Linked DNA regions of Homo sapiens: region 1 is linked to region 2. A link is a contact called in ENCODE Hi-C or POLR2A ChIA-PET data. All regions are on one chromosome and are shown on one strand. Each heading gives the region's core, a stretch centred on a gene start or an enhancer-like site at or near the end of the contact. The rest is flanking DNA. Distances are from core to core; before and after follow the strand shown. Region 1 holds the start of ECHDC2 (enoyl-CoA hydratase domain containing 2). Region 2 holds the start of ORC1 (origin recognition complex subunit 1).

Region 1 (2,700 bases), core at 47-2,546, 520 kb before region 2:
TTTATTTAACCAACCCTCTATTGATGGATATTGAGACTGTGATATAGTTTGGGTGTTGGATCCCTCCAAATCTCACGTTGAAATATGATTCCCAATGTTGGAGGTGGGCCCTGTTGGGAGGTGACTGGATCATGGGGACAGATCCCTTGTGAATGGTTTAGCACCATCCCCTTGGCGATAAACTGGGACCTCCCCACCTAATTTTCTTGTTCCTATTCTCGCCATGTGACATGCTGGATCCCTGTCACCTTCAGCCATGATTGTAAGCTTCCTGAGGCCTCACCAGAAGCACATGACAGCACCATGTGCTTCCAGTCTTTTGCTATTATAAACAATGCTGCAATGTACAGCCATGAACACGTGTCATTTCACAGCTGTGTGGATTTATCTGTAGGTTAAATTTCTAAAATTGGAATTTCTGGGGCAATGAGCTTGTGCATTTATAATTTTGATATAAATTACCAGTTGCTTTTCATTTAAAGACATTCACATCAGCAATGTGAGAGTGCTTTGTATATACTGTGTTTAAGAGAATAATTTTTTTTTTTGGGACGCAGTTTCGCTCATTGCCCAGCCTGGAGTGCAGTGGCGCGATCTCAGCTCACTGAACCTGTGCCTTCCGAGTTCAAGTGATTCTCCTGCCTCAGCCTCCCAAGTAGCTGGGATTACAGGCGCCCGCCACCACGCCCAGCTAATTTTTTTGAATGTTTAACAGAGACAGGGTTTCGTCATGGTGAAACCCTGCCTCTACTAAAAATACAAAAAAAATTAGTTGGGCGTGGTGGCGCGTCCCTGTAATCCCAGCTACTTGGGAGGTTGAGGCAGGAGAATCGCTTGAACCCGGAGGCGGAGGTTACAGTGAGCCAAGATCAAGGCACAGCACTCCAACCTGGGCGACACAGCGAGACTCCGTCTCAAAAAAAAAAAAAAAAAAAAAAAGTGAGGCGCAAATGGGAGGTGAAGCAGTGAGGTTCGCAAGTGTAGACACGCTCAAGGGACTCATTAAATGTCATTTCATTTAAAAAATGAAATTGAGCATATGTGCAAGCAAGGTTCACACACCCCATTTAATCTTCACACCACCACGGGGTAGTCACTATTATCCCCATTTTACAGGATTAAAACACTGACGCTGGGAGGTTGACAGAGTTACACCAAATCACACAGAGGAGCTGGGCTTCCCCCGACCTCCTCCGCTCAAGTCTCCCTGTCCCCGGGAGGTGCGGAAGGAGGCAACAGACGCTTGGCCCATAGGTGGAGCAATTGGCGAAGGCTTCGCCCGACGCCGGAACTGCGAGCTCTCAGCGGGAGCCGAGACGGTGCAGGGCCGGAGAAGCACCTTCACTCCCAGCCTGCGCCCCGATGCTGCGCGTTCTGTGCCTCCTGCGCCCCTGGAGGCCCCTTCGGGCCCGCGGCTGCGCTTCCGACGGGGCGGCCGGGGGCTCAGAGATCCAAGTGCGCGCCCTGGCGGGTCCGGACCAAGGTAAATGTGCAGTTCCGGGGCGGCGCATGACGCGACTGGGACTAGGCCGGAGGCAGCGGGGGACCGGCAGGTGGGCCGCTCAGTGCGTTGAAGGATTCGATCCCCAGTCCCTCCCTCCCAGTTCTAGGCGCCCCAAACCGCTCCAGGCCTGAGAGGTGGGCGGCCGCCTTAGTGGCTCCAGACTCTAGCTGGGGGCGGGGGGCCTCTGGCAACCTCGGTCTCTTCAAAGGCCCTTTGGGGTCTTCCGACTGTGTGGAAGGGGGAGCGGGGTCCGCACGGGTAGGACTGGGCCCCGCGGCCCCCAGGCCAGGAGCGTTTAAGTGCGCGTTCCCCTCCCCCGCCAAGGGTCCTGGCCCGGTTCGGGGGCGGAGGCAGCGGAGCCAGTCCCAGTGCCCAGTGCGGCAGCGGGCAGAGTGAGGAGGGTGCCTCTCCAGCCGCGCGCCCGCCCTGGGCCGCTAGCGAACCTTTGCGTCCTTCTGGCTCCAGGGAAAAGTTCGCTGTTTCTCCGCCTTTTGGCCAAGATCAAGGATAGTATGGAGCGGGGACGAGGGGTGGGGGGCAAAGTTCGCGGGTCACTGGCAGAAAACGCCTCTGATCGCGTGTTGCGTTTTTGTTGTTGTTGTTGTTTGAACTTCTGGAGCATTCAGTGGTGCTGATAACGCTCCTCAGTCCTCTGCTGGTAACCATCAGGGCTAGGCGCTTCTCCTGCCTTGGGTCTCCTCCCCGCATCTCATCCCCTGTCTCCTGCATTTGATACACAGATGGCATTGTACTGTACATTTCGTTGTATTGCTTCTTTTTTTTTTTTAACAAAAGTTTATTCTTAAATGTACAACAGCTCCAAGACAACACTTAATTCCAGCCATAGGTGGCAAAAGATGTTATGGCAGGGAATAGAGAGGTTTAAATACTGATGAAATAAAGGGTCACCATCTCCTTAGGCACAGGGAACAGCTTACTTTTTGCCAGATTTCTTAATTCCACTTGTGGCCAAGGGCCCCTTCCCCGTGGCCTTCCATTTTAGCTCCTCGAGTTTCTTCTGCTCCTCTTTTTGTTTCTGCTTGAAAGCCTTATCTTCCTCGTCCATCTCCTTGGCCTGCATTCTTGGGCTGTTTCAGTGGCTTCTTGCCACCTTCGTGGCCGGACATGGCGCCTGCCGCCCCTTCCCCAGCAGTATTGCTTCCTTTTTACCGGCTTGACAACAAGTTTGAAGCGGG
Region 2 (2,700 bases), core at 79-2,578:
TGGTTTTATGTTGCCACCATAGACGCCACCCACAAACCTTAACTCCATGGCTTTATCGACTACAAGTTCAGCTAAAAAACAAAAACAATACAGTAACATATTAGGGCTAAGCTCTTCCTAGTTGGAGTGGAGTTAGTTCAAGCTTTGGTTCTCCTAAATATACATCAACAGTGTAATATTAGGAGAACGAATGTGTATTAATAACAGTAACGACAACAGCTAATATACATTGAGAATGGATAATAAAATAGGTACCCTGCTAAGCTTTTCATATTATCTCACTTAACCTTTTTTAACAAGTCATGAAGAAAGTTCTAGCAATGTTCTTATTTCCAGGTAAGGAAAATGAGGGCTAAGAAAGGTAAAGTGACTTGCTCAAGGTCCACAGATTGTCACAGGACATGGATTTAAAGCCACAATTCAAATCGGAAGATTACCTGGAAGACTTCTCTGAAGCACTGATATTTATAAATACTGGAACCGGCCCAGATCTAAGAATAGTAAGATCATGAATTTGGTTTCAGGCATATTAACGTTAGGTCCTTAAAGACCTTCAACAGATTGTGTCAAAGTGTTATATCCGGATCCCTGAGCTTAACACTGTTGCAACCCAGCCTGCTATCATTAAATACGGAATAACTCACAACACCCAACTGAGACAGCCTTCAGAATATGACCTTACCAGATTCATCTGTGCCTCTAATACTCAACACAAGACGAGGCACTTAGCAGGCACTCAAAATTTTTCTGAATGATCGACATACTCCGTTCCAGTACCACCCCCAGAGGCCAGTCGCTAGTCCTACCCGCGCTCGGTCAGGAGAAATGGGCCACAAGGGGGCTGAGAGGCGCTCCGCGCGCTTCCACTTACCTGTAAGTCCAAAGCACTCCTCTTTCCAGTACTTGGACTCATAGATTCGCGTTCGAATGATCTTCTCCACCAGATATTGAGGGTTGGTGCCATGGATGCTGTGCGCATCCTTCACTGTACGGTTAGCCATTTTAGAATGCCTTCAATTCTATTTCCGTCGGATCCTTTAATGCCTCACATCCAGGTTCAGAAAAAGCACCTAGAGGAATGGAGAAAGGTGGAAGAAGTTTCACTAAACAGCTTAGGCGACCATCTTGAAGCCGGAAACACCGTAGTGTAAAGGGCTTCCGCTCCCCGCGTCGCCTATCGAATCAATGATGGCGGCTGCATGTTAGCGGATGTACGTCATGCGCCCCTCTTAGGTGTACGGAGTGGGCGGGGCGAGCTAGTTGGTGTCGCAACGAAGGGACGGTCTGGGGGCGGGGCCACGCCGATTGGCGCGAAGTTTTCTTTTCTCCTTCCACCTTCTTTTCATTTCTAGTGAGACACACGCTTTGGTCCTGGCTTTCGGCCCGTAGTTGTAGAAGGAGCCCTGCTGGTGCAGGTTAGAGGTGCCGCATCCCCCGGAGCTCTCGAAGTGGAGGCGGTAGGAAACGGAGGGCTTGCGGCTAGCCGGAGGAAGCTTTGGAGCCGGGTGAGTGTGGCGTCCAGCGGGCTGCGAGGGACTCGGGGGAGGGCGCATCGGAACCTCTGAAACTGAGGACGTTCTCTGTAGACTCAGTCATTGATTCTTTTAGCTGACATGTACCAAGCGCCTGTTCAGTGCCAGGCACTGTTCTGAACTGTTAAGAGCGTTCCTCTGTTCCACACTCCGATTCCTAAAAGGCTTCCCGCGCTGCAGGGAACTGAGTTTGCAGGGGGGAAGGCGGAAGCCAACAGCCTAGAAGCAGGAGCATTCCTGCCCTCCGCACCCTGATGCTCAGTGATGACTTTCCCTCCATCTGCATTTGTAAAGCACTCTACTTGTTTCGTTCTTTGAGCTATAGTGTAGGAACCACTACAGGGAAGGCGGAGCAGAGGTTATTACCCCATTTTACGGACGTAAATTGCGCCCAGGGAGGGACGTGTCTTAGGTCGCTTTTCGTGACTAAGCAGTCTGGGCTCCTACCCAGATCTTTTTTTCAGATGAGCTCCTAACTGCTGGGCTGTCTGTCATTCACCTTCTTTTCAGAAGAGAAGTCTGGTGGCCCCCTTCCTACTTCTCTTTTCTAACCCCGGAATTGAAGAGTCTTCTGCTGTGACAGTTGGAAAAGGCATTCTTATCCTGATCTATTTGTGAAACTGCAATGATTATATACGATTCTAGTTGTCTGTAACACATGAATAATAGTACCCTCGTCTCTGCTGTGTTAGGTGGGCTGGAAATGCCAAAGGAGTTTCCAATATGACAGAATGGTTTAAGTCCCTTTGCAACAGTTTTTAACTTTAATGGAGGGCAATATGTGGACTTTAGGAGGTTTGTGAATCTGCCGAAATTGAATGCAAAATTTTGCTTGAATTATGTTAGTTCCATAGTATTCATCAAATGATACTTAATAAATAAAACCACTGTACCTTACAAATAAATGCAAGGGATTAAGGTAGTGGGAAAGTGGATTTACCATTTTGCATTTTTTCACTTAATCTTCCATTATCCTAAAATAGTGCCTGGCACACGATGGGTACTTAATAAATATTGGTTGAATAAACGGAAGATTCTATTTTCTCCATTTTGTGGGTAAGCAAATTGAGGCCCAATCCACAATGTTCAGTCAGTGGCTGGGAAGCCTGATTTATTGTAATAAGTACACCAAAAGCAAGCTCTCAGTTACATATTAACATTATCCAGT

Evidence for each region. Hi-C counts contacts between places; a loop is a spot of excess contacts on that map. ChIA-PET counts read pairs that join two places held with the same protein, here RNA polymerase II (POLR2A). Pooled maps may share reads with other maps.
Region 1: a map of prostate gland shows a loop between it and region 2 (6-fold over the local background). The contact joins the promoter of ECHDC2 here to the promoter of ORC1 in region 2. A Hi-C loop is called at or near these places in 6 of 168 maps with a recorded cell type or tissue (B cell, CD4-positive, alpha-beta T cell, ascending aorta and 3 more), 4 of 37 single-sample maps with no recorded cell type and 18 of 50 pooled maps. POLR2A ChIA-PET finds 5 or more read pairs at or near these places in 4 of 52 experiments (H1, WTC11 and activated T-cell).

What each region holds. Positions count from the first base shown.
Region 1 is chr1:52,920,336-52,923,035 of GRCh38, reverse strand. ECHDC2 (enoyl-CoA hydratase domain containing 2) reads left to right here and starts at 1,296. Exons shown (of 10, transcript NM_001198961.2): 1 at 1,296-1,483. The coding sequence starts at 1,363. It also overlaps the pseudogene LOC112268226. RefSeq lists silencers at 1,320-1,549, 1,398-1,576 and an enhancer at 911-1,593.
Region 2 is chr1:52,403,051-52,405,750 of GRCh38, reverse strand. ORC1 (origin recognition complex subunit 1) reads left to right here and starts at 1,328. Exons shown (of 17, transcript NM_004153.4): 1 at 1,328-1,505. It overlaps PRPF38A (pre-mRNA processing factor 38A), which reads right to left and starts at 1,149. Exons shown (of 10, transcript NM_032864.4): 1 at 872-1,149; 2 at 1-71. The coding sequence starts at 1,001. RefSeq lists an enhancer at 630-1,829.